Regions from separate parts of the Mus musculus genome. Here regions 1 and 2 are each linked to region 3. The links are chromatin loops, found by intact Hi-C in ENCODE. Cell type or tissue: heart. All regions are shown on one strand.

Region 1 (4,000 bases), 110 kb before region 3:
AGTGAGGGCCAGGTGAGTGGGAGACCCTGTCTCAAAAAAACAAGATGGTTGTCTCATGAGGAATGACTCCTGAAGTTGACCTCTAGCCTTCAACCCCATGTGGACATGTATATGCAACAGAGACAGACAGACAGACAGACAGACAGACAGACAGACAGACAGACAGAGAAGCAGAGACAGACAGAGTGGGAGAGAGCCTGTGTGTGTGTGTGTGTGTGTGTGTGTGTGTGTGTGTGTGTGTAAGTGTGGGTGTGTGGTGTATGGTGGGTGTGTGGTGTGGGTGTGGTGTGGGTGTGGTGTGGGTGTGGGTGTGTGTTTAGAGGGCCTCCCGTTGGCCAGCAGCAGTAGCTTTGCTCACAGCCCCTTCAGCAGCCTTGAAGCCCCTGGTGCAATGTCCTCTCTTGCCCTTCTCACCAATACCAGGAAATAGAGGCACAGAGAGGTTAAGTCCTTTACCCACAGCCACACAGCTCTGATAGTAGACATGAGATCTGAACTCAGAGGCTGCCCACTTAGACAGTGGCATTAAACATAGGGGGGTCTTGCAAGCAGACTCTGGGCTCCCCTGAGCCTGGTTTCAAATACTGACTCTACCTGCACCTTTGCTGCGGTTTGCTGCTGTCCACAGCAGGAGAGCCTGTTCACATTACAATGTCTTGAGCTGGAGAGATGGCTCAGCAGCTAAGAGAGCACTGGCTGTTCTTCCAGAGGATCCACACGGTGGCTCACAGCCGTTTGTAACTCCAGCTCCAGGGCATCTGACACCCTCACACAGACATGCAGACAAACCATTGCAAACCAACATTACAGTGTCCCTCAGTCATCACCCCCAGCCTCTTCTGTGAGGAATTTAGTGATATCCTGGGGGCTTGGGGAACTTTGAGGAATGCTCAAAAGATGGGCCCAGCAGAGCAGGGGCAGGTCCCTGAATCTCCTCTGGGGCAAGCCATCAAAGATGAAGGTTTGAGAGGAAACCTGACCCACACAGTTACCATGTCCTAATACGCCCCTTTCTGGCCTTGCGAGATGAGGGCATAGAGCCCTCTGTTGGCATCTTTGTCTTGTGGGTCCCTATTCTAGAATTATTTCCGCGATGCCTGGAACATCTTCGACTTTGTGACTGTTCTGGGCAGCATCACAGACATCCTCGTCACCGAGTTTGGGGTAAGTCTCCTGCCAGCTTCTCTCTGGGTGACTCGGGGCTGCACTAGTGGGAGGCAACAGTTGCTGGCAGGCACAGTGGCCAGCTGGTAGCATAGAGGGAGAACATCAGAGGCACAGCCTGAGACAGGAGTGAGGGTGAAGTTTTTCTGGGTGGTAATTTGGGGGTACGAAAACAGTTTTTAAGGTTTCAGTGAAGAGGGGAGAGAGGTATGTCCAAAGCTGGGACATAGGGCCAAGGCAGAGCAGTGTGCCTCTCTGCCTGGTGGCTGGTGAATTGTGAATAGTGTTACCAGTTCACTACATTGAGAGCTCATGCCTTTAAAGACAAATAGAACTGAATTCCTGATCCAACCGGACCACGAATTGTGGTCCACTGCCCCCTGCTGGCCATGGTGGGGATAGCACTTTCAAGACCTTAGGCTAGTCTCTGGAATAAGCAGCCCTCCACCAGCCCCAGGCAATGCAAATAAGGAAAGTGGGGAGAGAGGAGTACCTGAGCTTTCAGACTACATTGTAATTATCCCTTTTTAGGTAAATCTAAGAGTCCCCAGAGTCCCCTCCCAAACCTTGTCCTTGGCCATGAGCCAGTGACCCCTGACTTGGGAACCCTCAGGAGACTAAGGAGACCATAGGAGATCCTCCCAGGGGACCAGAAACAAAAAGCTACTCATCGATGCCCAGCGTCAGTGATGGTGTGGATTGTCCCCACACACCCCCCAATGACAATGGAAATAATAATAACTGGACTGGGGGTGTGGCCTAGCGGCAGAGTCCTGGCTTGGCTTGTGTGAGGCCCTGGGTTGGTCTCCTACCCCCAAAACAAAATAAAACAAAGACAAAAAAACAAAACATCAACAAAACACCCACAGAGAATGTGTGCCAAGCACCTCAGATGAGCTGTCTCCCACTGAGAAACTTGATCAGAGCACAGGAGAATTGTCTCAAAGGGTTAGACTGGATTGTCCAAGAGGGTGAGGGCTCAAGGGCTCTGGGAGGAAAGAGCTGGACAAAGGTCGGAGTAGCAGCCAGCAGAGAGCTCTGGAGAGAGGTCCTGTCTACCCGTCCTCTCCCACCAGAGCCCCTGGCTGACCCAAGAGAAATGGGGGGAGAAAATTCGCCCTGCATGGGACTCACTCCACATAGCAGGAAACTGACACCCAACACCAGGAGGCAAGCACTCACATAAGGCTCTGGAAACCCCAGAACAGATGTGACCATTTTCCCATTCCTCCTGCAAGGCTGGCACTTCTGGGACCTTCAGATGGGAGGGTCAGGACAGCTTAAGACAATGTCCGTTTAGGTTCAGTTTGAGAGGAGCTGCCTGCTTCCCAGTAGAGCAAGTGAAGTTGGTTAAAACTCCCAGTTGCGCGAGGACAGTGGTGGCACATGCCTTTAATCCCGGCACTTGGGAGGCAGAGGCAGGTGGATTTCTGAATTCGAGGCCAGCCTGGTCTACAGAGTTAGTTCCAGGACAGTCAGGGCTACACAGAGAAACCCTGTCTCGAAAAACAAAAACAAAAACAAAACAAAACAAAAAAACCCTCCCAGTTGCCAGTAAGACATCCTTAGGTCTAGATCCCACTGCTTATAGCCTGTAAGATAGCGGCACCTAGAGGCCAATTCGGAGACATCAGGACCATTACCGAAGCCAAACAGCCCTCCCAGTCACCCAGTTGCTCTGGTCATATCACCCCTTTGCAGCAGGGATGATGCCTGCCACCAACTTCCTCAATTCCATTACCTGACTCACACTCATCCAGACTTTGATCAGGCACACGTGGGTGTAGAGACAGAACGAAAAGAGCCAGACGAAGCAGCAAGCACGGAGAGTACCTGACCCAGAGGGCTCTCAGCTTTAGACAGGACTGTAGAGAATAACAGGTAGGAGCCATTAAGATGACTCTGTGGGCTAAGATGCCTGCTCCCGAGCCTGGCTACCTGTCTTAAGCTACCTTTCTATTATTGTGAAGAGACACCATGACCAAGACAACTTAACAAAAGAAAGCATTTAACTGAGGGCTCATGGTTCCAGAAGGGAATAGAGTCTGTGACCATCATGTCAGGGAACAGGGGAAGGGAGGGGCCAGGGAGGGAGGGAGCGAGCAGGAGCTACCTGGAAATGACATGAAATTTTGGAACCTCAAATCTCTCCCAGGGACGCACCCCCAGTGAGGCCGCTCCTCCTAATCCTTCCCAAGCAGTTCCACCAATTGGAGACAAAGTAGTCAAATATATAGCCTATGGGGGGCCATGCTCACTCAAATGACCTGAGTTCAATCCCTGGGACCTACACAGGCACACTAAATAAATAAATAAAATGTAATCTTAAAAAATTAAAGGAAATGAGCTGGGAGGGCAATTCAGTGGCAGAGCCCTGCCTACAACCCTACAGTGAGGGCTTAGGGACATGGGTGTGTGGTGGAGCACACACCTTAAACCCTCCCCTCCCCACTGTGAGGACCTGTGGGTGTGGCTCAGTGGTAGAGCTCTGGTTTTGCTTGTGGGAGACTCTGCACCTAGCCATAGTAGTACGCACACAAAAACCCCCTCCTGAAGTGCTTGGCACAGAACCTACCACAAAATCACCAATGACTTACCTCCCAGTGGTTATTGTTATTCCTATTGTTATTGTCCCATGAGTGTACCTTGATGTCAAACTGCCCTAAGACACTGCCACTTTGAGGGAAGGATTGGGGAGGGGGTACCTATGACCTGTCCTCACCCTGCACCAGGTGCTGGTAGCTCCTGTCTGGGACCCAGGTAAGGCCCCCATCCTTGAGGCTAGAGCCAAGCTGAGTTGGGAGAGCAGGAGGGCAGTTAGCTCCCTGGGACTTGA
Region 2 (4,000 bases), 510 kb before region 3:
TCAGTGGACATGGAGGTGTGTCTTCCTAGCTGGCCATGGGGAAGGATTGAGGGTGGTGGCGTGGGCGTGAGAATTCTTGGGTAGGGAAGGACAGCATCATGCCGGGCATGGCTGAGTCACACTCGAGCGGCGCCTTGCCTCAGGCTGCTGGAGCTAGAACTGGCGCCACCCTGGGTGTGGCTACTGAGCTGTGGCCCTGGGCAGAGCAGGGCTGGGTGGCAGGATGGGCACATGGGCCTTGAGGGACTCGGGGGAGCAAATCTGGGATGCCCGGTGATACCTCCCTTTTGTCTCCTGTGTACATTTGGGGCTCTGGAACCCTAAGCTTTGGGCCTGGGAATAATAATAATTATCGATCTATTAATAAAAGTTTTTGAGGCATGATCTAATGTAATGTAGTCCATGCTGGCCTGGAACTGGATAAGTAGTCCAGGATGTCCTTGAACTGGTCCTTAGGCCTCCACCTCCTGAATGCTAGGCTTACTTGTGTGCACCATGATGAAGGGTTTCTGCTTTAAGATGGGACCTGCTGACTCCATGCTTCCAGCAAAATAGCCAAGCACTCTCTACCCACAGTCAACTTTGGGGGTCGAGACACAGTCTCATTTCATAGCCTACCGCGGTCTTGAACACATGGCAGTCCTCCTGGCTCAGCCTCCTGAATGGTAGACTGACAGAGACGCCTCACAATGCCTGGCTGGTTCCTGGAAGTTTTGCGGAGTTAAGGGAGTGAGCCAAGCCTTCCAGAAGACAGTGGGTGATGGAGGTCAGCGCTCCTATCTCCAGTCCCAGGCCAGGCCAGGACCTGGGATGAACTTCACCCTGGGAGCACTGATTGGCTTGAGGGGAACCCAGCACCGCAAACAGAATGTTAAGGAATAGAGTGGGGGATCTGGTTGTTGGACTGTGTGGCTGGCGGGCAGCGAGGGTGGGACGTGGCTGTCGTCTTTGCCTATTTATACCAAGTGATTCAGCCCTCCCTCACCCCTTCCTGCGCCCCCTCCACTCGCGGCTAGGCACTAGGCCCACCCACTTGCCTATGCCCTGCCCCCCAACCCGGGCGGGTTGTCTGGTTCCTGCGTGGGGACGGACGTGGAGGGCAGGCATCTGTGCCGCAGGTCGGGTTGGCCCCAACCCAGCCGCCCAGCTCCTGGGAAGAGTGGGCCATTAGCGAGCGCTGGTGGCTGGGGCGGGGGCGGAGCTGGGCGGAGACTGCAGCCCTTGGTATTTTCCGATCCTCGCTGCTTCGCGAGAGTGGAAAGTATTTGAGGATCAGGGTTGGGGACGACCGGAGGGCCTCTGCCCTGGTTCTTTCTTGGGGTTCACTGTGGGTCCTCCAGGGATGCCGAGGGCTTGAAGGCTGTGTGTGCTAATTTAACTGACTGGGATACCACAGCCCAAGGCCCCCCGCCCTGTTTCTCAAGCCCTCCAGCTCCAGGACTTCTGTCCCTTTGAGTCTCCCTGTGAGACTAAGAGTCAGTACAGGGTGTCCCAGCTCCTGGACACCTGCGTGGTAATGCCCCCTCCACGCCAGACACAGACCTCTGGTGTGTGTGAGGATGGGAGTGGCCTTGGCTGCAGCCTTGGGCTCTTTGTAGGGGAAACCCCACAGGAAACCAGCCTGGCCAAATGGCCGCCCTTCCCGTTCTGGTCCCTGGGACGAATATGCTGTCTCACTTCCGGAGGTGATTGGGGAGGCTGGTCAGCCTGTGGACCTGGGCTGCCCCCAGAACCCAAAGAGACAGAGGTGGATTGGGGCTGGAGACTGTGTGTGTGTGTGTGTGTGTGTGTGTGTAAGCACGCGTACTGGGGAAGACACATCAGAATATCTCAATCCTTATTCCTCATTCCTCAGACATCGGTGATGCCAGATCTAGACGTTAAATCCACTGTCCTGCCTGTCACTGCCTGATATGACTGAATGCTTCTGTCCTTGATGTCACCCAGGAACTCTTCCAATTATTGGGAAGTAGAGATTTTCTTTTTTTTTAAGACTTATTTTTTTACTTTTGTGTATGTGTTGGGTATGTGCATGTATGTGTAGGTGCCTAAAGGGTCCAGAAGAGGGCGCCACATGTGAGCCGGGAAACCAAATTCAGGTTCTCAGAAAGCAATATGCAGTCTAAACTATTGAGTCATCTTTCCAGCCCTGAACTTGTTTTCTTTTTTTTTTTTTAAGATTTATTATTATATGTAAGTACGCTGTAGCTGTCTTTAGACACTCCAGAAGAGGGTGTTAGATCTCATTACGGATGGTTGTGAGCTACCATGTGGTGGCTAGGATTTGAACTCAGGACCTTCGGAAGGGCAGTCAGTGCTCTTACCCGCTGAGCCATCTCTCTAGCCCTAAACTTATCTTTTTTAGAGTCTCATGTATCCCAGGTTGCCCTCCAGCTTGCTCTGTAGACACATTTCTTGTTTTTATTTTTATTTTGTTTTTCCTAGACAGGCTTTCTCTGTGTAGTCCTGGCTGTCCTGGAACTTCCTCTGTAGACCAGGCTGGCCTTAAACTTCCTGAGACATACCTGCTAATGCCTGCGGAGTGCTGGGAACATGTGTATAAACCACCACACTTCCTTGATATGGTACTGGGGGTGAAGCCAAGCCCAGTCAGTGTGCTAGGCCAGCAGCTGCCATTGAGCCTTACCCCTTGTTGCTTTTTTTTTTTTTAATTAAAAATTATTTCACCGGGTGTGGTGGCGCACACCTTTAATCCTAGCACTTGGGAGGCAGAAACAGGTGGATTTCTGAGTTCGAGGGCAGCCTGGTCTACAAAGTGAGTGCCAAGGACAGCCAGGGCTATAGCCATGGCTACACAAAGAAACCCTGTCTCAAAAAAACAAAACCAAACCAAAACAACAATTATTTCCGTGTGCAGATGTTTTGTCTGCATGTATGTCTGCAGAGTTCAGAAAAAAGTGTCAGGATCCCTAGAACTAAAGTTGGAGATAGTTGTTAGCCACTATGTAGGTGCTGGATATTGAACCTGGAACCCCCGGAAGAGCAGCAAGTGCTGAGCCATCTCTAGCCCTTTCTTTTTGAGACACACCATGTCTTGGTAGCCCAGGCTGGCTTCTAAATTGAGATCTTTTTACCCCTGTCCTAGATATAGGGATTACACGTCTGCAGTCTGCTGTCATGTCACATCATCTCGAGCTCTGAAATGATTCATTTTTGCTTTCTTGCAGACAGAGACTTTGCCACAGAGCACGTGTGTTCTTTGCCCATAGTCAGCCAGCAAAGAAGCTGCATAGCTCACATGCAGGCTGACGAGCTCCAGAACTGAGTGTCCCGTAGCCAAAACCCTTTCCTTCCCTTTCCTCCCCCTCCCCCTTTAAAAAGGGCCTCATATGTAGACCAGGCTGGCCTCAAACTCATATATATCTTCCTGCTTCTGTCTCTTCCTAGCTGGGATCACAGGTATGCACCACTGTAGGGCTTATATAAGACCTGGCCCTGGTGCATGGCATGAAAATTCTACTCTCCTCCCTTTTGTGTGTGTGTGTGTGTGTGTGTGTGTGTGTGTGTGTGTACAGAGTGCAATGTCAAGTGTAGTTTCTCAGGATTGTGTGTGTCTGATGTCCTAAAAGGTGGGAGACATAGAATCTCCTGTAACTGGAGTTACAGATGGTTGTGAGCCACTGTGTAGGTGCAGGGAACTCAACCCAGGTCCTCTGAAAGAGCAACAAATGCTCTTAACCACTGAGCCATCTCTCTAGCTCCAACCTTGTTTTCTCAGAGAAGGTGTCTTACTGGGACATGGAGCTGGTGAGGCGGGCTGGTGGTGAGCCCTAGAGCATCTTGTGGCTTCCCTTCCCCAGCTCTGGAATTACAAGTGTGAATTGCCATACCTGGGGACAACACAAGCCCTTTTGCTTACATGGTGACCACTTTATTGATTGACCTATCACTGAAGACCCTGATGTTTTTTTTTTTTTTTTTAAGATTTATTTATTTATTATATGTAAGTACACTGTAGCTGTCTTCAGACACTCCAGAA
Region 3 (4,000 bases):
GACCTGGGGCCGACTCCCTTCACTAGGGGCGTGGCAGAGGGCAGCAGCCCTTGCGTCCTGCGGGCGTGGAAGAAGGTGCCTATGCTGGGCTGGGCGTCCAGTCCAGAGCATTCTGACTTTCCTGTGTGCTGTACAGAGGGTGTCCAGCCCGAGAACTGCCCGGGCGGTTCAAAATGGGGTGGCAGAACACCCTCTATTCTGGACTCAGGCTGAATTCAGTTAGCTCTAAGAAGCATCCCTTACCTACCCGGGAACGCCCTAGCCTGGTCCAGAGCAGCTGGGGCCAGAAGCCTGAGCAGAGGCTCCCAGGAAGGGCAAGAGAGGTTGGGGAGTGGGGGGTGGGGTGAGGGAAAGAGACGAAGTCCGGAGGGGAGCTCGAATGTCTACTATTGTTACGAGCTGTTCCTCTGGGCTCCTTGGGAAGCTTAAGTCCAGCGGAGGGTGGGGTCCCCAGGAACTGCCAGGGTGGCCGGCCAGTGAGCTGGCTGCTCCTTCCTGGGAAGGCCAGGCTGAGTAGGAGGAAGGCAGTCTTGTTGCATCCTTTCTTTCTGTTTGTCCTCTGCTTAGCAGAGTCCGCTTAGCATGCTTCTTTCTGCTTGGCTGCTGGTGTACAGCTCCGCTGAGACCCCTTTCCGAGGACTCCCAGAACTGGGCGGCTTTGGAACGCGGGGGTACCAGGGCTGGAGGAGGGAAGGGCTGAGTGGCTGACGACGTCTAAGTTTTGCTTTTCGGTGGGGCTGGGCTGGGGGATATTTCCATGTCTCAAAATTTCTTCTCCCCCATTTTGAGGAACCTCTTTTTTTTTTTTCCTTTTTTAAATTTAGTTGTTTCTTTGTTGATCTTAATCAGAGGAACCAGGACTGTAATGGGATCAGGAAAAAAAAAAAGCGACCGTGAGAACAGCTGGGGCAGGTCCCAACTCCCATTTCATCCCGCCCCCCCACCCCATGATCTCCAACCTCTACAGTGAGCTCCCGGGAGAGGGGCCAGGGTGCTGAGCATCAGACCCCAATGGAGGAAGCCAAATCATTCTCTCCACCCTCTGAGGGAATCCCCCCCAGACCCCAGTGCAAGAGTCCAGCTGGCCTTCCCGTGGGCACGGTGCCCAGCGGGTGGGACCCCCATGGCTGGCACTGGCACAGACCTGGGATCTGGCCATGTTTGCAATTGTTTAGGTTTTTGTGTGGAACCTGGAAGGTGGGGAGGATGCCAGGCTGGGGCTTTTGTACCCACAGGGGTTGGGGGAGTAGGGTGGGGGTGGCCCAGCTTGAGTTCTTGCTGAGTTTTCTTTCTGTCCCTTTGGATTAAAAGCAGAAATTCACGTCTGTACATCCCAGCCAACGTCCTGTCCCTCAGGCTGAAAGACTTGGGGGCAGGGAACCACATGGCTTCAGCTCTACTAGGGCCAGGACTGGGGGAGGGGGCCAGAGCCCACCCACCCTGACCGGTCGTGGGCCTTTTGGGCACCAGACTGGGGAAGGAGCTTTCTGAAGCACACTACGGTGGATATTGCTTCCCCCAGGGAAGCCAGCAGGGGGCGCTGCCTTCCCGTATATAGGGCCCTGCTGGCAGTGAACACACAGTATACACAGGGTGAACCCCTGGGGCTGGCTGCTTGGCAACGCCCTCCATCAAAGGCTTGAGTCTGGTTTCCAGTCCAAGAGTGAGTGGAGGACTCTTCTCCAGACCTCTTCTTTGCTTGGGTACCTGGCAGTATCATCACAACAAAATGAGGGTCCGTGATATCGCAACTAGGGATATCATCTTGGAGCTCTATCTCCTAGACTTGGGTCTACAGTACCAGACAGACAGATGCGCGCGCGCGCGCGCGCACACACACACACACACACACACACACACACACACACACACACACACACACCAGATATACACTCTACACACCAGATGTTTCCTCATTCCACCCTTGTCTCAAGCCCACACTGATGCTAGGCACACACAGAATGTATGACCTTGAGCTGCTTATAGTCACAGTCCTCAGGCAACAGAACTCAGATGCAGGGAGTGGGTAAGAGCCTGTGGTCCTATTTGCTGCGTGTGCACCAACCATGAGCAGGCTGGAAGCAAATGTCTGTGCTCTGCCTAGGTAGAGTCCAGCCTGTTAAATTGGGGTGAAGGTGCCAGGCTCCCGGAGTGGCCAACTTTTCAAAAGAAGCCAGAGATTCAGGCAGAATTTCATGTGAAAATTTCCAATGTTTAAAATATTGCCAGAGCCAGCCATGGTAGTACATGACTTTAATCCCAGTAGGTGGATCTCTCAATAGCTGGAGGCCAGCCTGGTCTACATAGTGAGTTCCAGGACAACCAGGGTTACATTGAGACACCCTGTCTCAAAAATAAACACACTATTAGAAGCCAAAACTGGTGGCTTATTTTTGTAATCTCAGCACTTAGAGGCAAGAAGATTGTGTGTAATTTGAGTACAGGGCTTCACAGTGAGTCCTAGGCCAGCCTGGGCTACAGAGTCAGGCACTGCCTTGAAATTCAGAGAAACAAAAAATACTATTGGATCTAGGTGTGATGGAACTTGCTAGTAATTCCAACACACAGGAGGCTACACAAAGGGACCAAGTTTGAGGTCAGCCTATTATATCCTGGCTCAAAAACAAAATAAAAATAAAAACCCCACCACTATTGGGGCTAGGAGTATGGCCTTGTCTAGCATATCTGAGGCCCTGGGTTCCAACTCTTATTTAAAAAAGCAAAAAAATGCCGGGCAGTGGTGGCGTACGCCTTTAATCCCAGCACTTGGGAGGCAGAGGCAGGTGGATTTCATAGTTCAAGGCCAGCCTGGTCTACAAAGTGAGTTCCAGGACAGCCAGGGCTATACAGAGAAACCCTGTCTCAAGAAAAAAAAAAACAACAACAACAACAACAACAACAAAAAAACAAAACCAACCAAACAAACAAAAGAACCAAACCAAAAACCAAATCAAAAAGGTAAAACATTACTATTCCAATATTGATCAGCTCACACTGGACTCTGTCCCTCAGGCTCTGGTTTGAGACTGTATTAAGTGCCCGTGTGAAACGGGGTCATTAAACACAGGAATTAGCGATGGATTTGGAGAGGTGGTATCTTGTTCCTTTAGTCCCAGCATGTAAGGACCTGAACTCAATTCCTAAGCCTAAAGGTGGAAAGAGAGAAGTGACTGAAAAGACGTGTCTTCTGATTTCCACACGCATCCAGTGGTGCACACGCCCACATGCAGGCATTACACACACTCGTGAACAAACATACACAAATAAAGCAAAATAAAGTTCCATCTTCAAAGAGCCTCTAGAATCTTCTGTGGCAGTGATATTTGAGATGTGCTGCCTGAGGCAGTCACTAATAGTGCCATGGTTTATGAGCATGGACGCTTGAACTGTGACTTGTGGAGTCAGGTGTGGAGATGAGCCTCGTCCCTCAGGAATGTTAGGTGAGCGTTCTACTACCGAGCTCTCCATGTCTCTCCAGCCATAGCTTTTCTCTAATTTCAATGCACACTGCTACATATGGCCAGTGGTGAGAATACAGAGGTGCAATGGATGGACACCCAGAAATGTGGGTACAGGTTGCAACAGCAAAGGGTGCTGCCTATCAGTGATGCCTGCTGGGTACCTGCAGGATGTGCAAAGGTGGCCTGCCTCCCTCTGCCGGTTCTCAGGCAGCTTGCCCAGAGTCCCACTTGTCCACTCACTAAAAGCCAGGTAAGGACCTTGAAAGCTGAAGTGGAAACTCAGGACTGAGCTTCCACACAGAACAAGGAGGCCAGTCGGCAGAGCTCTGGGCTTCTAGCTCTGGGCTTTGCCTGGACCTAAGGGCTGGCTAGCGTGGACTCCTATGTCATTGCTCCAGGTCATGGGAGCCACCCTTCCTCTGCTTCCCTAACAGACACAGGCTAGTGGAGGACACCCGGGACACGGAGGATGGGGAGGGGGGAATACCAAGGTCTGAGCTGGCTCCTGTACTATACAGCTTTATAGTCTCAAGAGCAGG

The links. A loop is a pair of places that touch in the nucleus more often than their neighbours do. Peaks named below come from ENCODE experiments on the same cell type or tissue, not always from the same donor. Only the 100,000 strongest peaks of a DNase experiment are listed, where the experiment ranks them.
Region 1: a loop joins it to region 3, with 3 times the contacts of the local background. A loop is called at or near these places in 3 of 42 quality-filtered maps.
Region 2: it touches region 3 in a loop (5-fold over the local background); 2 of 42 quality-filtered maps call a loop at or near these places.

The regions. Positions count from the first base shown.
Region 1 is chr8:84,593,057-84,597,056 of GRCm38, forward strand. Cacna1a (calcium channel, voltage-dependent, P/Q type, alpha 1A subunit) reads left to right here. Exons shown (of 47, transcript NM_007578.3): 31 at 1,081-1,164. Among named protein-coding and RNA genes, the nearest start is that of Gm32854, 6.3 kb to the left of the region's middle. In heart, CTCF peaks have their summits at 1,551 (motif pointing left) and 2,780 (motif pointing left); a DNase peak (open chromatin) is centred at 2,795; H3K27ac peaks cover 495 bases; H3K27me3 peaks cover 442 bases.
Region 2 is chr8:84,202,561-84,206,560 of GRCm38, forward strand. No RefSeq gene overlaps it. Among named protein-coding and RNA genes, the nearest start is that of Mir23a, 4.0 kb to the right of the region's middle. In heart, a CTCF peak has its summit at 2,061 (motif pointing right); DNase peaks (open chromatin) are centred at 41, 1,101 and 1,551; H3K4me3 peaks cover 2,162 bases; H3K27ac peaks cover 2,027 bases.
Region 3 is chr8:84,707,818-84,711,817 of GRCm38, forward strand. Nfix (nuclear factor I/X) reads right to left here. Exons shown (of 11, transcript NM_001371053.1): 11 at 1-860. The coding sequence ends at 846. Among named protein-coding and RNA genes, the nearest start is that of Lyl1, 8.4 kb to the left of the region's middle. In heart, a CTCF peak has its summit at 1,528 (motif pointing right); DNase peaks (open chromatin) are centred at 404, 1,154 and 1,534; H3K4me3 peaks cover 957 bases; H3K27ac peaks cover 2,077 bases; H3K27me3 peaks cover 2,067 bases.